Regions from separate parts of the Homo sapiens genome. Here region 1 is linked to region 2. The links are chromatin loops, found by intact Hi-C in ENCODE. Cell type or tissue: ascending aorta. All regions are shown on one strand. Each heading gives the region's core, and the rest is flanking DNA. Links, peaks and the distances in the headings are about the cores only.

The links. A loop is a pair of places that touch in the nucleus more often than their neighbours do. Peaks named below come from ENCODE experiments on the same cell type or tissue, not always from the same donor. Only the 100,000 strongest peaks of a DNase experiment are listed, where the experiment ranks them.
Region 1: it touches region 2 in a loop (5-fold over the local background); 2 of 110 quality-filtered maps call a loop at or near these places.

The regions. Positions count from the first base shown.
Region 1 is chr3:101,306,911-101,317,332 of GRCh38, forward strand. All of the region lies in intron 2 of IMPG2 (interphotoreceptor matrix proteoglycan 2), which reads right to left. Among named protein-coding and RNA genes, the nearest start is that of IMPG2, 8.5 kb to the right of the region's middle. In ascending aorta, for the core only: no CTCF peak of the experiment used is centred there; no DNase peak of the experiment used is centred there; H3K4me3 peaks cover 910 bases; H3K27ac peaks cover 1,950 bases.
Region 2 is chr3:101,248,386-101,258,807 of GRCh38, forward strand. It overlaps IMPG2 (interphotoreceptor matrix proteoglycan 2), which reads right to left. Exons shown (of 19, transcript NM_016247.4): 10 at 9,144-9,388; 11 at 5,311-5,396. Among named protein-coding and RNA genes, the nearest start is that of IMPG2, 67 kb to the right of the region's middle. In ascending aorta, for the core only: no CTCF peak of the experiment used is centred there; a DNase peak (open chromatin) is centred at 5,316; H3K27ac peaks cover 2,583 bases.

The DNA.
Region 1 (10,422 bases), core at 2,442-6,441, 58 kb after region 2:
TCTGATTATCAAAAGATACTGTTAATAAAAATGAGTAGGCAAACCACATATCTGGCAGAAAATATTCCAAATACATATATCTGCCAAAGAACTGGTATTTAGGGCACTGAAATAATTCCTACAACTCCCTAACAAAAAAACAAACAACCTAATTTTTACAATAGGTAAAAGGCTGGAATATATACTTCACAAAGGAAGAGATAAAAATAGCCAATGAGTATGTGAAAAACTGTTCACCATCATTCATTTTTCAGAGAAATTCAAATTAAAGTATCCACACACAAACCAAGAATGACTGAAATTTTTACATGGACAACACCAAAATTTGGCAAAAATGCAGAGCAACCAAAAGCCTCATTTTTGGTAGGAATGTATAATAGTATAACCACTTTGAAATAAATGTTAATTGTTTCTTATATAACAAAATATACACCAATCCTATTGTATTAGTCCATTCTCATGCTGCTATGAAGAAATGCCCAAGACTGGGTACTTTATAAAGGAAAGAGATTTAACTGACTCACAGTTCCACATGGGTGGGGAGGCCTCAGGAAACTTACAATCATGGTGGAAGGGAAGCAAACACATCCTTCTTCACATGGCAACAGGAGAAAGAAATGTTGAGTGAAGTGGGGGAAAGCCCCTTAAAAAGCTATCAGATCATGTGAGAACTTGCTCATTATCATGAAAACAGCATGGGGGAACAACTCCCATAATCTAATCATCTCCCACAGGGTCCTGCCTCCAACACATAAGGATTACAATTCGGATTAAAATTCAAGATGAGATTTTGGGTGGGGATACAGGCAAACTGTATCATTCTGCCCCGGCCCCTCCCAAATCTCATGTCCTCACATTTCAAAACACAACCATGCCTTTCCAACAGTCTCCCAAAGTCTTAACTCATTCCAGCATTAACCAAAAGTCCAAGTCCAAAGTCTCATCTGAGACAAGGCAAGTCCCTTCCACCTATGAGCCTGTAAAATCAAAAGCAAGTTAGTTCCTTCCTAGATACAACGGAGGTACAGACTTTGGGTAAATACACCTGTTGCAAATGGGAGAAATTGGCCAAAATTGGCCAAAATTAAGTGAAATCTTAAAGCTCCAAAATGATCTCTTCTGACTCCATGTCTCACATCCATGTCACACTGATGTAAGAGGTGGACTCCCACAGTCTTGGGCAGCTCCACTGCTGTGGCTTTGCAGGGTACAGCCCGCCTCCCAGCTGCCTTCACAGTGTGGCATTGAGTGTCTCTGGCTTTTTCAGGTGCATGGTGCAAGTTGTTGGTTGATCCACCATTCTGGGGTCTGGAGGACAGTGACCCTCTTCTCATAGCTCCACTAGTCAGTGCCCCAGTGGGGACTCTGTGTGGGGCCCCAACCCCACATTTCCCTTCCACACTGCCCTAGCAGATGTTCCCCATGAGGGCTCCACCCCTGCAAAAAACTTCTGCCTGGACATCCAGACATTTCACTACATCCTCTGAAATTTAGGTGAAGGTTCTCATACCTCAATTCTTGACTTCTGTGCACCTGCAGGCCCAACACCACATGTAAGCTGCCAAGGCCTGGGGCTTGCACCCTCTGAAGCAACAGCTTGAGCATTATGTTGGCCCCTTTTAGCCATGGCTGGCACACAGGGCACCAACTCCAGAAACTGCATAAAGCAGCAAGGCCCTGGGCCTGGCCATTTTTTCTTTCTAGGCCTCTGGGCCTGTTATGAGAGGGGCTGCTGTGAAGACCTCTGACATGCCCTGAAGACATTTTCCCCATTGTCTTGGTGATTAACATTTGGCTTATTACTACTTATGCAAATTTCTGCAACCAGCTTGAATTTCTTCTCAGAAAATGGGTTTTCTTTTCTATCACATTGTCAGGCTGCAAATTTTCTAAACTTTTATGCTGTGCTTCCCTTTTAAACATAACTTTCAATTCCAAACCATATCCTTGTGAATATATAAATCTGAACACTTTTAACAGCACCCAAGTCACCTCTTGAATGCTTTGCAGCTTAGAAATTTCTTCCATCAGATACCCTAAATCATCTCTCTCAAGTTCAAAATTCCACAGATCTCTAGGGCAGGGACAAAATGCCACCAGTCTGTTTGCTAAGACATAGTGAGTCACCTTTATTCCAGTTCCCACAAGATCCTCATCTCCATGTGAGACCTCCTCAGCCTGGACTTCATTGTCCATATCACTATCAGCATTTTGGTCAAAAACATTCAACAAGTATCTAGGAAGTTCTGAACTTTCCCACATCTTCCTGTCTTCTTCGGGGCCCTCCAAACCTTTCCAACCTCTGCCTGTTACCCAGTTCCAAAGTTGCTTCCACATTTTTGGGTATCTTTACAGCAATGCCCTACTCCTTGGTACCAATTTGCTGTATTAGTCCATTCTCATGCTGCTGTGGAGAAATATCCAAGACTGAAGAGTTTATAAAGGAAAGAGATTTAAATTATTCACAGTTCTGCATGGCTGGGGAGGCCTCAGGAAACTTACAATCATGGTGGAAGGGGGAGCAAACACATCCTTCTTCACATGGCATCGGGATAGAGAAGTGCTCTCTCTCAAGTTCAAAATTCCACAAAATTCCACTTAAACGTGGGAAAGCCCCTTATTAAGCCACAGATCTCATGAGAACTTGCTCACTATCATAAGAACAGCATGGGGGAACCACCCCCCATGATCTAATCTCCCCCCATGAGGTCCCACACCCGACATATGGGGATTATAACTCAGGATGAAATTTTGGGTGGGGACACAGCCAAACCATATCACCTATGACCCAGCAATTTCCTCCTAGGTATTCCTGTAAGCATATATCCACAGAAAGATTTATGTTCAATGCCAGAGCAACTTTATTCATAATAACTTAAAAATGAAAACAACCCAAGTATCCATCAATAGAAAAATAAACAAATGGCCATATAATGGAATCAAAAGGAAATTACTAATTCATGCAACAACATGGATGAATCTCAATGGGCTGAGTGAAAGAAGCATTACACAAAAGAGCACATACTATTCTATTTATATAAAGTCCTAGGAAAGTGAAAATAATCTATGAGTTTAAAAATGGTTCAAAGAGTGGTCACATACTAGAATGGGAAGTATCTGGGAAGGAGTATAAGAGAACTTTCTGGGGTGATAATACCCTAAAACTTAAGAGAGGTTGGGGTTAGTGTGTATTAGTCAAAAGTCACCAAGTAGTACATATAAGATTTATGCATTTCACTCTGTAAATTTCACCTTTAAGAAAGTAAACAAATATTGAGCTCTAGTTAATGATACTCATACTGAAATATCTAGAGGGAATTGCACTGATGTCTTCAACTTATGAAATACATTTAAAGGATTAGATGGTTAAGCTAGGCATGGTGGCTCACACCTGTAATCCCAGCACTTTGGGAGGCCAAAGTAGGCAGATCACTCGAGCCCAGGAGTTCAAGATTAGCCTGGGCAACGATATCTTGTCTCTACGAAAATTACAAAGAAATTAGCCGGGCATGGTGGCACGTGCCTATAGTTCCAGCTACTCCGGAGGCTGAGGTGGGAGGATCATCTGAACCCAGGGAGATCGAGTACGCAGTGAGGTGTAATCACACCACTGCACCTCAGCCTGGGTGACAAAGTGAGACCCTGTCTCAAAAAAAAAAAAAAAAAAAAAAAAAAAAAAGATGGTTACAGAGATAGACACATAATAAAGCAAACATAATAAAATGTTAACTGTAGAACTAAGCTGTGAGAATATGAGTGTTTACGACATCATTCTTTCACTTTTCTGTTTAAAATGTTTTCATAAAATCTTAGAAAAACATTATTGTGTGCCGAAGAAATGTAGTTGGAAGGAATATGGGAGAGCTTCCAGAAGTGATATAAATCACCAGGCTTCATAGCAGACCTCCCCTTGACCTCACTCCTAGCTTCACAGAATAGCACAAGCTGTCTCCTATAAATTATGCTTTGGGCAATGTTTCCCCACCTCCTATAAAAAGCTCTCTCAGTAGTTCAATGCTTTGTCTAAAATACTCCATAGAAATTCATTCTTTTAAGTTACATTTAACCCTTTTATACCTTGTAGTCTATTCAAATTCAATTGCCAGAGTCCCATTTCCAGCATGAAGAGTGAGGGGCTACACAGATCCACCCCCAAGAGAAATGGGCAAAAATCATTTTGAAAACAATCATTTAAAGCTCTGGAAATGGTCCTAGGGGCACATGACTAATGAAGAAACATTTGCTTAGGAAAATCTACTACAACTAGGTAAAAAAAAAAAAAAGTGAAAATCAGTGGTTCTAACCAGGGCAATTGGGCAAGAAAAGGAAATAAAAGGCAGCCAAATTGGAAAAGATGTAAAACTACATCTGTCTACAGATGACATGAGCTTGTATCTAGGAAAGCCTAACCTAAGGAATCCACTTTAAAACTATTTGAACTAATAAACAAGTTCAGCAGGGTTGCAGGATATAAAACTGATATACAAAAATCAGTTGTATGCCTGTATGATAGCAATGAACAATCAAAAAATGAACATAAGAAAACAAGTATGTATGCAAAAGCATCAAAAAGATTAAAATGCTTAGGAATAAACCTAAGTCTCCCAAAATGCAAAACATACTCTGAGAACCAAAAAATTATTTTAAAAAATAAAGACCTAAATAAATGGAAAAACGTCCCATATTTATAGACTGGAACATTTAACACTGTTGAGATGGCATTATCTCCAAACTGATTTACACATTCAATGCAATGTTATCAGAATACATGCTGACTTCTTTGTAGAAACTGACAACCTTACTATAAAATTTATGTGGAATTGCAAGGGACCTAGAATAGCCAAAGTAATCTTTAAAAACAACAAAGATGGTGAATTCATGCCTAATTTCAAAACATACTAAAAGCAAAGACTACAGAACTGGCACATGAATAGACATATAAATCAATGGAATACAATTGAGAGTCCAGAAATAAATCATGTGTCATGGTCAAGTGATTTTCAGCAAGAGTGCTAATATCACTCAGTGGAAAAGAATAGCCTTTTCGACAAATGGTGCTTGGAGAACTGGATAGCCACATGCAAACTAATAAATTTAGATCCTTACATCATATACAAAAAAAAATCAACTCAAAATAGATGAAAAACTTAAACGTACACACCAAAACTATAAAACTCTTAGAAAGAAATACAGGAATAAATCTTTATGACCTCAGGTTCAGCAATGGATTCTTAGTTATGACACCAAAGGCTCAAAAAAATAGATAAATTGGACTTCATCAAAATAAAAAACTTTTGTGCATGAAAGATACCATCAAGAAAGTGAAAAACAACCTACAGAATGGGATAAAATATTTTCAAATCATTTATCTGATAAGGGATTTATAGCCAGAATAAATAAATTACAGCTCAATAATAAAAAGACAAATAACATAATTTAAAAATGGGCAAAGTTCTGAACAGACATTTTCAAAGGAAGATATACAAATGATAAATAAGCATATGAAAAGTTGAACGTTATTAATCATTAGGGAAATGTAAATCAAAATCACAATGAGACATCATTTCAAACCTATAAGAATGGTTATACTTTTTTTAAAAAAAAGGAAAACATTGCTGGCAAAGATATGACTAAATCAGAACCCCCATACACTGCTGGTGGGATATAACACAGTACAATCACTTTGGAAATTAGTCTGGCAGTTCCTCATGTAGTTATAAAGTTACTATATGACCCAGAAATTCTACTCCTAGATAAATACCTAAGAGAAATGCAAACAATGTAAATGCCCATTGACTGACAAATGTGATCTATCCATACACTAAAATATTATTGGACCATAAAAAGGAATAAAGTACTGATACATGTACAACATGGATGAACTTTGAAAATAATATGCAAAGTGAAAGAAGCCAGTCACAAAAGACCATATATTATACGATCTTATTTTATGATATATCCAGAATACACAATTCTGTAAAGACAGAAAGTAGATTAGCGTTTACTTAGGCCTGGGAAGAGGGGGAAGGGAGATAAAAGGATAAAAGGATGATAGCTAAAGGGTCACATGTTTCTTTTTGAGGTGATAAAAATGTTCTTAAACTGACTGTGGTGATTTGGTATATCTGTGAATATACTAAAAAGCCACTTAATTTTGTAGTATGAATGGGTAAATTGTATCAAACTTGAATTACATCCCAATAAAAGCTGTAAAAAATGCAATTCCCTCTGGAAAGGGAATGCATGCTTAATCCAATGGCTTTTCAATTAGGAGCTATCTGACAAGAAGGTTCAACTAACTAACTTGGAATAACAGGATTCAGAATGGTTACATGTTCTGAAGCATTTGCACAGCTCAGAAAGGAGAAACCTAGATAGGACACTGTAGGCAGAAGAGAGAAGAGCAAAATCAGCATGACCTCCAGGCAAAGAGGTACTAAGGAAGGTAAAATTCCATCACTGATAAATACTGCATACTTCACTACTTGGCCTGTAACTAAACAGTTCAGAATTCCCATCCTTGTCAAATAAGGATATTATAGCCTTTGGTAACTTCTGAAGAGAGCTTTCTATTTTGAGAAGATGTACAAATGGGCTCTCTTCTAGCAGAAATAACCTGCCCTGGAAACTAGTGGTGGAAGGGAAAAATGTTATAATATTCTGAAGAAAATGCCAGCATTTAACCTGTCTTTAATCCTTCTACTAGATCTCCAGCTGTGTCTTATCTAAAACTTAGGAATCCAGAAATCCAGCATGGAATTATCTTTTTTTAGTGTAATATATTTTCCTTTCAGAATTGTGGAGCCCAAAGCATATGGAATAGTCCATTTTGGTGCAATAAGGCAAGAAAAAGAAATATAAGGCATAGAAATTGTTAAGTAGTATAACCATATTTGTAGATGAAATAATTATCTATGTAGAAAGCCCTAAGGAATATACCCAAAAAAGCTACTAGAACTGGTAAGTGAGTTCAGCAAAGTTGCAGGATAAAAGGCCAATATACAAAAATCAGTTGTATTTCTATATACTAGCAAGGAATAATCAGAAATTACATTTTTTAAAATATCACTAATAATAGATGAAAAAATGTGAAATCCTTATAAATAAATCTGATAAAAGATATGCAAGATCCATACACTAAACATTGGTTATATGTTCCTTCCATTCAATCAATAACATTGTCATTTATTTGGGATCTACAATGGCCCTAGAACTCTTAGCCAAATTCACTAAAACCTTTAAATATATTTTATATTATTATTATTCCCATTTCAAGGGTGAGGAAACTAAGATTTTAACAAATTGAATAATATTCCTAAAAACAAACAGCCAATAAACTTGTATCTCAGACTCAGATTTGCATAGCCCTGTGGCTCAAATATTGCATGGGACATACGTACACTAAAAAGATTATTTGTTGTCTATTTGAAATTGAAATTTAACTGGGTGTCCTGCATTTTTATATGCTAAATCTGGTAACCATATATATCAGTCAAGTATGGGCTGTGGATGGCTTCACTCCCTAGGACTCTAAACTTGTATAGTAAGTTTTAAACAAATGAAACTATACCCAGCGTTTGGGTCCTGAAACCTTCCATGGGCTGTTTCCCACTCTGATTCATTGGAAAATGCCAACTCATTCTTCGAAATCCAGGTTAACTAACTTCTATCACCCCAGGCATGGATGGCCATTCCCACTTGTGTCCTTCCCACATATACACTTTGTACAAACCTTTACTATTGCACACTCTACAGTGTTTTAATTATTGTGGTTAATACTATACCTGGTAGAATCAGTATAAATAAGATTTCATGTGTAAATTAACAAATGAATAAATGAATGAATAAAAATCAGAAAACATTCCTGAAAGAAACTGAAGATGACCTAAATAAATGGAGGGATATATCATGTTCATAGATCAGAAGACTCAATATAGGTTGAACATCCCTAATCCAAAAATCCAAAATGCTCCAAAATATGAAACTTTTTGAGTGCCAGCATGATACCACAAGTAGCAAATTCCACACCTGACCTCTTTTGATGGGTGACAGTCAAAATGCAGGCTCACTAGACAAGAGTACCCAAGGGAAAAAAGACTCTCCCAGCTCCCTTCAGCTGTGTTATATCTTTTCTGCCCATGTCCAGATTACTCCACCAAGCATACCTACAAGGGGTCATAAAATGGCACCCATGCAGACCAGACACACGAACAACAGTAATAAATAAAGTATGTTGTACAATAACCTTTAATCGAAACACAGAATTGTAGAAAGAAACTAGAAGCCTGCCATTGTTTGTTGTTACTGTTGTTTAACAGCTGAGGCAGGTATTCTGGTGATGCCACTGTTCTGTTTAGTACCCTGAACACATTCTTCTTCACTGTACTAACAGTATAGCATATTTTTTACTGTGAAGTACTGATATGTAAGTAAGTGTAAGAAAATTATTGTTTTTTTGTAGAATGTAAATTCAGAGTCAGGGACGATGATGATGCCAAACAACTACAGACTGTCCACGTGGGTGCCTGAAATAGTGACACCTTTGCTTTCTGATGGTTAAATGTACAAAAACTTATTTCGTGCACAAAATTATCAAAAATATGGTATAAAATTACTTCAGATAAGTGTATAAGGTGTATACGAAACATAACTGAATTCTGTGTATAGATTTCAGTCTCATTCTCAAGATATCTCATGTCTATGCAAATATTCACAAATCCAGGAAAATCTGAAACCCACAACACTTCTGGTCCCAAGCATTTTGGATAAGAAATAGTCAATCTGTATTAAGATGGCAATTCTCCCCAAACTGATCTATAGAATGAAACACAATCCAAATCAAAATTTCAGCAGCCCTTTTGTAAAAATTGGTAAGCTGATTCTAATATTTATATGGAATATAAAAGACTGCATAACCAAACAAATTTGAAAAAAAAACAGAGGTTGGAGGACTTGACTATCTGATTCAAGACCTATAATAAAGCTTACAGTAAATAAGACACTATGGTATTGGCATAAAAATAGACAAATAAGTGGAACAGAATGAAGAGGGCAGAAATAGATCCACCATATATAAACACTGATTTTCAACAAAGGTGCAAAGCCAAGAAAGGATAATCTTTTTTTAACAAATGGTATTGGAACAATTAGCTATGCATATAAAAATATTAACTTTGATCCATATGTCATAATCAAAAATTAAAGAAGATTACAGTTTTAAGTCTAGAACCTAAAAACTGTAAAAATTCTACAGGAAAAGACTGAGAAAGAAAAAACTTTGTGATCTTGGGTTAGCAAACTAAGATCAAAAACTAAAAGGATGCTCCCCCAAAAAGCCTGATAAATTTGACTTTATCAAATGTTAAAACTTCTGCTCCTTAAAATACATCATCAAGAAAATAGAAAAGGCAAGCTACAGATTGCAAGAAAAATGTATGCAAAATATATGTTTGACAAAGAACTTAAATTTAGAACACATTAAGAACTATTACAACTCAATAATAGACAAGCAACCCATTTTTTAATGGGCAAAATATTCAAATAGACTCCTCACTAAAAAAAGATATATAAATGACAGATAATTATGTAAAAAAAATGCTCAAAATTGTTAGTCATAAGTGGTTAGGAAAATGCAAATTAATACCACAATAAGATATACATCCACTGGAATGGCTAAAGTTAAAAAAGACCAACTATACCAAGTGTTGAGAGGATGTGAAGAAAACGGAATCCTACTACACTGTTGGTGATACAGTCATATTGGAAAACTTGACAATTTACTGGAAAGTTAAACGTATACCTATCACGTGACCCAGACGTTCCACTATTATTACTCAATAGAAATGAAAATATGTTCACAGAAAAACTTGTACCCAAATGACCATAATTTCTTTTCTTGTAATCAGTAATAACTAAAAACAACCCAAATATCCCATATTGTGGTATATCCGTAATATAGAATACTACCCAACAATAAAAGCTAACAAACTATTGATACACAAAACACATGCATAAATTTCAAAATAATTACACTGAGTAAAAGAAACCAGACCAAAAAAAGAGTATATACCAAAGAGTATATTCCATTTATATATAAAAGTATAGAAAATGCAAACTAATACATAGCGATAGAAAGCAAATTCATGGTTGCCTCAGTATTGGGGTAAGGAGAGGTAGTGAGGGAGGTGGGCATTATAAATGGTCATGAAGAAATGTTTAAGAGTGATTGATAGGTTTATTATCTTAACTATAATGATGGTTTCAAGGGTAAATTCGTCAAAACTAATGAAATGGTATACTTTAAATATATGCAGGCTGTATTTCATTAAAATATACCTCAATAAAGCTATATTTTAAAAAGTCCAACAACGAATATTTTTTTTAAAAAAGAGAGGGGCATCCTAGTATGCTGTTTAATTTTAC
Region 2 (10,422 bases), core at 3,377-7,376:
TAAGTCCATTAAACCTCTTTCTTTTGTAAATTGCCCAGTCTCAGGTATGTCTTTATCAGCAGCGTGAAAACAGATTAATACACAAGGCCTAATTAGTCTTTTATGCTTTGTCTTCACAGTGCCCCTTGTCTCTCTGTCAAAGATCTGTGTGAGAAGGCTTTGAACTACACACTCTCCCAATCACAGAGGAGGGACCATGAGGCAAGAAACCACCAGGCATGTCCTACTTTGTCCCTTCCCCTAGTGACAAATGCACAGGAAAGATGGTAATAACAGAAAGTCATTGGCTCTATAGAGTGTTACCCACAGTTTCATCTACCATCTTAAAACTAAAAGCACTCTGTCTAACAATCTTATTTTCTTTTGTGGAACTCAATTACAACATCATTTCCTGCCTTGTCCATGTTGTTTTCATTGGTTCCTATTTTAAGTGGGTCACCATGCTGATTATTCTGTATTTGTCACCACCACTTCAGATCCTTCTCTTCCTGCCCTCTGCCCTAGGAGGCTGACCCCTGTGATCTGCACCACCCCTGCTCCCTTGCATTTGTTTTCTGTTTGAGTTTGGCCAATGGGAAACATAAGCAGATCAAACGACAAGAGGAAGGAGAGGTCAGGGTATTTCTTCCCTGCTTCCGCCAAGCCTCAATACTCTGTGTCTAGCATAGCTGTGCTTCTCCCTCCACAATTACAGCTCCAGCTGTCAGTGGGCTCTAGTAACAGCATTTCCTCTCCTTCCTCTGTAATCCAATGGATGGTAGTGGCAATTGCTTCCCACTGTTGTTAGTCTCTGCATACCTCAACATTCTTTTTTTGCTCCTTTAACCCTATCCACATCTCCATTGGTAGATTCTTCTAGATGATTCTGTTACTGTTGAGACCCTGGATGAGTGATATTATGCAAATGTGCCATCATTTTATAATACAGTGCATTTAAAAATCCATTAAAGTTTAAGTCATTTCTGTCAAAAAGTGATTAGACAATCCAAAATGAAATATAAATGCCCAGCAAATAAGGAATGAGAATCACTTAAAACAACAACATGAACCAAAAATGATATCATTCTGGCTAAATGTAAATTTAGCCAGAAAATAAAAATCTGGAAAGGGAAAAGAAAAGTGATAAAAAGTATATGATGCAATGTTAGCAAACATTTTTGGCAATGTAGCTTTGGTTAAAAAAAAAAGAAATAGAAGCAAGATATATCTAGGAATTAGACTGGAGTCTAATAACCAAATCTTCTGAATCTGTTGACATGAAATGTATGAGAGAAAAAGCAAGACATCTGTAAAGAAAGAGGAAGCCAGAGGCCATCATCAAATGATCTGAGGACACAAAATTCCCTCCTGGGGAATCCCCTAACAGAAGTGACCCTGAGGATAATATGACATGTTTCATGATTCATGTCAAAAAAAAAAAAAAAAGATCTAATTGGAGAGATGACTTCTCGCACTTTTCTAGTAAACTTTAGGAGCACGCAAGTCTGGGAAACAGAGTAAGACTCTGTCTCTACGAAAAACATAAAATAAAAAAAAATAGCTGGGTGCCTTGGTGCACTCCTATAGTGCATTCCTATAGTACTCTGGAGGCTGAGGCAGGAGGATCACTTGAACCCAAGGAGTTTGAGGCTTCAGTGAGCTATGATCACACCACTGCACTCCTGCCCAGGTGACAGAGCAAGACGCTGTCTCAAAAAAACACCATGGAATTACCAGGAGTACTGTTAACCTTACATAACTCTATTCAGTAGAGGTGGCTTGCAATTGCTGACCTGTGTGCAGAGTGCTCCTACATAACTTAGCACCAAATAGACATAAAGCTGGTTCATATTTCTGCCTAGAGGGTCTAAGTTATTCTGAGTCCTCAAGAACATAGGAGATAGAGCAAGAGTTCATTTCCAGAGAAATGGAAGACAACAAATTAAAGTCCAGAAAGTGAAAGGCAAAAAGTTAAGTAAAAACATCAGCTCTTGTCTTGCTCATGTGCTTTATGAGGCCATCCTTTGGCTTGGAAAAATCTTACGTTGGGAAGAGGGGCTGAGCATGCACATGTATGTGAACATAACAAAATTATCACATTTTACACTTAGAAGGACTCAAGAACACATGTAGTACAACCATGCCTGTTAGAGAACTGAGGATCATAGAAGTGAAATGCTCAAGGACACACAAAAAAAGAGAAAAAAACAGACTGGAAGCAGCCAAGTCTCTAGATTTCTCAGTGCCAGTGCTTTTCCCACTAACAGCTATTCATCCAGAGGTCTCTACAAGTATATATTCCCAAGTGATAAAAGGATTTTCAGAGGAGAAACTAGAGCAAACAGACTTGGCAGTCCATGCTCTCATTTGGGTTAGCATATTCCACAGGTTTATAAGACCCAGGTCAACACAGATAGGGAGTGTGGGAGGCCATCTCCTAATATTCAAATACCTGCTCTATGGAATATGGAGCCTATTTACATAGAAAAAACTTTCCAGCCTTCCCCTTTATTTTTCTAGGATTGAAAACTACATATGTAGTCAGGGGAAAGAAGGCCATTTGCTCAATACCAAGTTCTGTTCTTCAATAAAGTAGTTACAATGATGATGATCATACCATAAGAGGGAATTAACTTTTTTCCTTTTAATTGTCTAAAACTACTTCCAGAGATGTGTTAAAGCTACTCATATATTCTTGCAAATTCCAAATGTACCTTAAAAAAAATTCATGTGAGATAGCTTAAGCCCTTCAAGCCATGCTTAAGAAATTGAGTTTTATCAGACAGAGCGCATAACCTGGCACACATTAGGAAAGCAGCTGAATCCTCAATGAAAAAGAAATCCTCAAGCAGTAATATACCATTTCAGTATATCTGTAAACAAAATGCCTTTTCACTTCATAAAAATTAAAAGTAAAACAATACATAAAATCTTTTAAAAAGTCAAGTCACTAACAGGCAACATAAAATGTGAAAGTAAACAACTTGACTTTTCAAATAAAGAAGAAAGACCATCCCTTCCAGGATAAATATTCCCTAAAAAATGGCATGGCAATGAAGCTTTCCTATACATTTTGAAAGGTTAACACATACATGCCAGGAATAGCCCTTCATTAATTTTTCTATCCATAGATGTTCCCGTAGTAACAAATTTAACTTGTGCATTCTTTTAGTTCAATGTAGTATATTGACAACTTTATTATATTGGCCAGTTTCATTTCTGCTACCGCCAATTGAAAAGTTTGTTAGTCCTAAAGAAAGCACACTGTACAAGTGATTTTCCAAGTCAGGGTGCCAGAAAAGTGTCAAATTCAATTTCCCAACATTCCTAGCTCTAAAATAACTTTTTTTTTAACTCTTTGAATAAAGCCTTTATTACTAATAATAAAAACAATAAAATGACTAGTAATACAATTATGGCAGCTCTGTATATAAAATAATTTTTAAAAATAAGATCTGGGGGGAAAAAACCCACCTCACTTCTATGGTAGAGTAAAATCTTGCTAACAATTGGCAAGGGCATGAAGAAAGGGAGGGAAGGAATAAATTAAAAAGAAAGTAGTAACTAGACATTTCTAATTAATCATTCCTTGTTTTCATGTCTTATCTCCCATTAACGTTCTGATGTCTCCTTCAATTGTTAATGATTGTCCTACAGTAATCACTATTCAAAAAAGAAAGGAGTTGGCGTCAATGCAAATGAAAGCACTGCAACGTAAATGAACAAGTGAGCCCTATTGGTGCTTGCCATCATTAAGCGGCAGCCACAAGCTCCAGCCACTTTCTGCCACAAGGGAATATGAACTTCAGAGTAGCAGATCTTCCTGGTGTTCAAAAGAAGCCAGAAATCTACATTTTTATGTAAAAATCTCCTAGTTTTAAAATATTGACTTATTTTTTAAAATTTGGTCCCAAGCTGCGTGTCTATAGTTGGATCCAGCTAGTCTCCAGTTTGCAGCCTCTGGCTTATATACAAATTCTCATCTTTACAATATGATTCTAAAATATCATCACAAAGCTCCTCCTGTGGTTAGAGAATGTGATTAAAAGCAGAGAGTAGTGGCGCTGTCATCACTCCCTGCCACTGGACCCTGGATGGACCTCTTGGACAATATCTGCATCACCTTGTTTAGAAATCTGTCTACTACCACCAGACTAGAAATTTGTGTAGGCAGAGCCACACCTTATTTGTCTTAGTTTCACAAGCACTTGGCACATGGAAAGCACAAAACAAACATATTTGAATGAATGAATAAGTGAATGAATAAATACACACCAAATGAATGTACTCTCTGTAAATCTCTTCTAACCTATTTTGTCTAATATGTAACTCAGTGAAAAGATTGTTTTTAGTAATTCTACATTGTAATATTGAGTTGCTCTATAACCTAGTAGAAGAAATGGCTGCAGAGATTAATGGTTACATGAATTAAGGGCAGGCTTTCTGAATTTCCATCGCTCCATTAAAGTCGAGAAACAAGTAATTCAAATAGCTGATATGAGACAGAAAATAAATTTTAAGAGGGAAGAAAAGCAAGGAATGTAGATGACAAGGGAGTCCCCCTACTGTTTGTATATGATAACAAAAGATTCCTGTATTCATTGTAGACAAGTAATTCTGTAGTGGTTTTTAGTTGTAGATGTTATCATTGTTGTTTAAACTATGCTGTTTCTTTTCTACTATGTAACTCCCTACAAGTGAAGTGGCAAGTGGAGGTTTAGAGGGGGAAGAGGAATTCCTGATGCATCTGGGTGGTAAGAACAAAAAGGAAAGTTCATCCCATGCTGTTTCTATGCAAGCGGGAATGTTTTCAGTCCAGGTTACAAGGAGGCCTGATTTAGAATCCCTGTCATCTGTCAGCTAGTGGATGATATTCTTTCTCTCCCTTCCATACACACACTGTTCTATGTGTTTTGGAGTTTAATCATTTTTTCACTATAATCCTTGAAACAAAAAATCTACGCTCTATACCTAGTACATCAATTTATCATGTTGGCTATAAAATCTATTTCTGGGTAACTCTCAGAGAACAATCAGTGGGCACTTAATAGCCTAATTATCACTGAACAAGTAGGAACCATAAATAAGGTTTCTACCCTGTGTGGAGTTTGGCAATGCAGACTTTATTTAATCACTGCAGAAGGCTTAAATTTTCTGAACCAACACTTGGTACCCATGAGCTGACAGCTATGAGTAATGGTCTAGGGATGATGCAAGAGAATAATTGAAATGAGAACAGCTTGGGAAATTTATAATGCCAAAGTAAGCAGGTGCAGGAAGAAAGAAGAGAAGCTTGAGGGCCTGGTTCTAGCATAAAACATAAAAACATACCAGAATAGATGACGGCGTTGCCTGAAGACTTGAACTTTGGGTGTTCCAAACTAGATCTTCAGTTTGGTGACGCAAAACTCCTCTCACTGAGGAAAGAACAATATTAAAGAACATTTTTAGATGAGGCCCTATTGTATTTGAGGTGCAGGGACAACTGAAAGTCAAGTTCTTTCTCTTCATTGTTTAGATTTTGGCAGAAAATACGGGACACACTTACTTAGAAAATGTTTGTTACTTTATTCAGATATTTTATTTATATTAGCACAATCTGCCTGAATTATAAGAATCTAACATAAAATAAAGATTCTTCCCATTATCACATTTAGGACACTCCTCTATTACTTCCTTTCCTTTCTCAAGTTAGTTTTTATTCTGTTCAAGATTCCTATGAAGCGCTTATTTTTAAATTAATTTTTAAGTAAAAAAGTTGTACTGAAATTTCAATTCCTTTGGTTTATGCTAAGAATGGTAGAAAAGCATGCAAAAATAATTGCCTTTTGGGAAGAAAGTACCTTTGAAAACTGAGCTAGGACACCAAAAATCTTTGTCACTGTAATGATATTAAAGAGCAACATAGAGAGTAGATTATATCATTTATTTCAACAAAAATTTAATGAATCCTTGCTAGTTACCACAGGCTTTGCCAAAGTTGAGGCTATAAACATCAATAAAGCCAAGTTTCTCTTCTAGAAGCATTGCATATATCAGAGAAATAAACACAAATTACAAAACAACATGAGGGGCATGTATACAATGTATGGTAATACAGACAAAGAAGTAGCTGATTTTGCCCACGGGGGAGAGGGAATCAATAAAAGCTAAAAAGAAGGGATTGCCAGGAGAGTGATCTGGTGTATGCAACCAAAAACAGAAGTAGAGTCTCTTTATCCACCTGTTCCCACTGGCCTCACATAGAGATATCAAGCAAAAGTCAAAAACCCTATTTGGCTTAAGTATTTTCCAAAACTTTTAAAAACTATGTATACAATTATCTTGTCTTCTATGAAAAATAAGCTCCACAAGATCAAGGAGTGATGTGGTTTGGCTCTATGTCTCCACCCAAATCTCATGTTGAATTGCGATCCCAAGCGTTGAAGGTGGGGCCTGGTGGGAGGTGATTGGATCATGGGGGCAGATTTCCTCCTTGCTGTTCTCATGATAGTAAGTGAGTCCTCAGAGATCTAGTTGTTTAAAAGTGTGTGGCACTTTCTCTCTCTCTCTCTCTGTCTCTTTCTCTCTGACTCTCTCTCTCTCTCAGTCTCTTCCCCTACCTCCCTCCTGCTCCACCATGGTAAGACGTGCTTGCTTCCCCTTCACCTCTTCACCTTCTGCCATGATTTTAAGTTTCCTGAGGCCTTCCAGCCATGCTTCCTGTACAGCCTGTGGAACTGTAAGTCAATTAAACCTCTTTCCTTCATAAATTACCAAGCCTCAGGTTATTTATAGCAGTGTGAGAATGGACTAATACAAGGAGGATCATATCTTTTGAGATAGTGATCAAGTTACGTAGAAAGCTGCCGCCATTCAGAACTCTGAAGTTGGCCTGACAATAGCAATAAATTTTAGGGACAAAATTCTGAGTAATTGAAATATATGTCTAATGAAAGCCCAAGACACTTGAATTAGTTGGTACTAGATATTGTAAAGCTTTTGTTGAACTTGCTTACAAATTCTAAGAAAGTTGTTTACCTCTTTTTAGGATACCTTTATGAAAGTAGCTCCACCAACAGGCTCCACATAAAAGGAAGATCTTGCAATACTGTTTGTGGATATAGTTTCCTAAGCAACCTCTTTGTTTATTGTAGACCTTAATCTTCACGCCATTCTCCTACCACTCCAGTTACTGACCTTGGTGTTTGCACCTTCTGCTCAATGTAGGTTCTTAACTCCCTTAGGTCATGATCTCCTAACTATATCTTTTCTCTGTCTGATCCCAATATCCTGATTCCTAGAATCTTCTGCCCATATGCCATCTCCATGGTTAGCCCCGGCTAATCTCTATTAGCATTGCCAGAGGGACTTCAGCAGTTTCAGATTATAACAAGCTTCTTATCTGTTCACTATTTTATCTAGCCCTAGTATTCCAACAGAGATTCAACAATGACAAAGAAGTATATAAGGAAGTGAGCCCAGGATAACTGCTCCAAAATATAAAGCCTCCCTAATGTTTAAGAATGAATAGTTCTATAATACTCTCATTCACTGAAGAGAGCATTTCTCCATCTTAAAGTCCTATGTAATTCATATAAAGCCCAGACCACTTTGTGACCCTGTCTCAGCAGAGTGTCACATTAAAAAAAACGTTAGTCCAGCAGCCAAAATAGTTGAAAGCAATGTAAAGTTTTAGTCTGGCCTCTCAAGAAAAAGAAAAAAGAAAAGAAAAGAAAAGAAAGAGAAAGAAGGAAAGAAAGAAAGAAAGAAAAAGAAAGAGAGAAAGAAAGAAAGAAAGAAAAGAAAGAAAGAAAGAAAGAAAGAAAGAAAGAAAGAAAGAAAGAAAGAAAGAAAGAAAGAAAGAAAGAAAGAAAAAAATATCTTATTTGGGAAATAAGAGATTAAATCACACACAGTAAAATCTTTTTAAAAGTTTTTTTCTCTCCCTTTCTCACTTTCTCTGTCTCTCTCACACACACACATACACACAAATGCACACACACATGCACATATGTGCACACACACACATACACATATAACTGCCTGGAAAGACAAGACTTTTCTTTGTCTCTCTCTAAAAATTCTCCTTCCAAGCCCCAACTCAAAAAAATCTTGATTCCTATGTTCTTCCCTACCTTGCCTTTTAAATCTACTATTCTCTTTCATTATTAATTTTCTGATCTTCCTATGTAAATCCAACAAGCCTCTCTGGCTTCTCTATTTTTGTTTATTTATTTGTTACACACACACACAGAGAACTAGGTAGTAGCTGCCTGGAAGGACAGGACAGAGGCTCTTTCCTCTTTAAAATGTGTGGGAGCTAGAGAGGCTGTAAAAATGCATCATTAGCATTGCCTCACATGAAGATTTTCCTCCTCAGCAGCTGGTACTTCTCCCATGCTGTCACTTCCATAACGTATATTCCACTGAACATTTTAAAGCTAAGTTACCGATGAGTAAAGAAATCATGGAGAATAGAAGCAAATGCAAAGTAGCAAGTGAGTTAGCAGGATACCGTGGCCCTGATGAGTTAAGATGCTGCATACTGGTAGCCAGAATCTTAGCAAGTTTTAAGTCCCAGGTTGACTGGGCACCCTGTAGCCTCCAAATCCAGGTTAAACACCCTCTTCTTCATGATCTGTCATATCCACCTGTTCATTATGGATCATAACAGGATCTCCACAGCAATCTGAATTTAAAGTCAGTATTGAATTATCTGAGATTCTGCATGGCAACCATTATCACTTCTTCTTTGACCTAGATCTCCCATGACCTTTCTTGAGCTCTTCCTTTTTCTCTACACTCTGATTTTTAAGCCTTTACTAGCTGACTTACCTCAGAGAGGTCATGTCTCGGTTGTCAGGGAAGTATTATAGCCTGTTTCAATGCACACTTCCAAGTACTACTTTCCTTTTTCTTATGCTTTGCTCCTATTTCTCTAAACTACTTCTAACTGCCACTTTCCACACTCTGTGGCCTTTTGTCTACAAATATTCCAGAAAGCCCCGGATTAATCTATCCAAAATAGCTGCATGGCTAAAACTCCATTCATATCAGGTTGGCTCCTGTCTCATAAAGTCTAGAGAATGGTCAGAACCTTATATATTTCAGGAAATTAGTTTACACCAGAGCATACTGGAAAAGAAACTATACAAGGACTTCATGATGGATATCAAACTCACCATTGATAAGCTGCAGGGAATCAGGATCTGGATTCAAGGAAGAGTTCCCCAGCAAAAAATTCTGCTGCAATGTCTCAGCAATATAATCTCTGAAGTTACTGATTGTATAAACAACAGTGGGTTTATCATCCAGTTCCACAAGGCCATGGTTTTCCACCTTGTTGGAGTGAAGGCTAATGAGGTCCCAGGTGGTATTGCTGATGGCCTCACCATTGAAGGTAACTGCATAGTAAACATCTACGCCACTATGGATGGAAAGAGAGAACAGGTTAGGTTCAGCTAAGGAAGCACAAAGAAAGGAGCATTGAACCCATGAAGAACAAACATTGGACCTAGAGGGGGAGTCTCAAAGAGCATGGATTCCATCACTTTTCTCTGAAAAGCCTGGACAACATTTTGCCATCCTCTCCTCCTTCCCAGAGAATGAGGGGTCATAGCTCTAAGAATAGGGAAAAGAATTCTAAGGAGGCCACAGAGGCAACCCTGCAGGATGATCTGAGCATCTTCTTCCCCTATGTTCTCACTTCTCCTATCCTCTTTCAAAGGCAAGTCCTCCCTCTTCACTATGAGCCTACTTCCTTCTTTTCCTATTAGCATTTTCCCCCTAATTTTTAAAAACAGTCTTTCTAATTCCTCCTCACAATGCAAAATCACTTCATTATTGTTGTTAGACAAATTATGTACTGGAACATAGTTATTTATTGTGGTAGGAAAATTATGAAAAACTTGGTACTAAAGCAAATTGATGATTATTTTCCTTTAAAATGTTGTGCTGGAGTATTTTCTAATATGACAGTTCTTTCAGGAGACATACTTTTGTTTGATAACCTAGACAATTTACAGTTCTATAAAGTTTAAGACTAAATTGTAAAAAAACTATTATGAAGTAATTTTTTTCTTGGCCTGGTAGGAAAAATATCTCTAAAGTTATATTTTTACCACCCTCCAGGGCATTAACCAATTTTGTATGTAACTTAGTAATCTGTTCCCAATTAACTATGTGAATTTCTCTTTTTCAGATACTCTAGAAACAAGCTCTCTCTCTCTCTTTTTAAAGCTAACTCCCTCATTAATGAATTATGTAAAACCTCAACAAGTACTAACAAACAGCACTTGTCTGGGAATTAGGCTTTTTCTCCATCAACCTTTCCACAAGCAAAAAAGAGGAGACTTCTTGGAACACAGGACAGAAAGACAGAAAATAAATAAGCATGAGTTGATGTGTTGACATTTTCTTAACTAGTCTTTTGGAGAAATAACATCAGAATATAAAATTTTA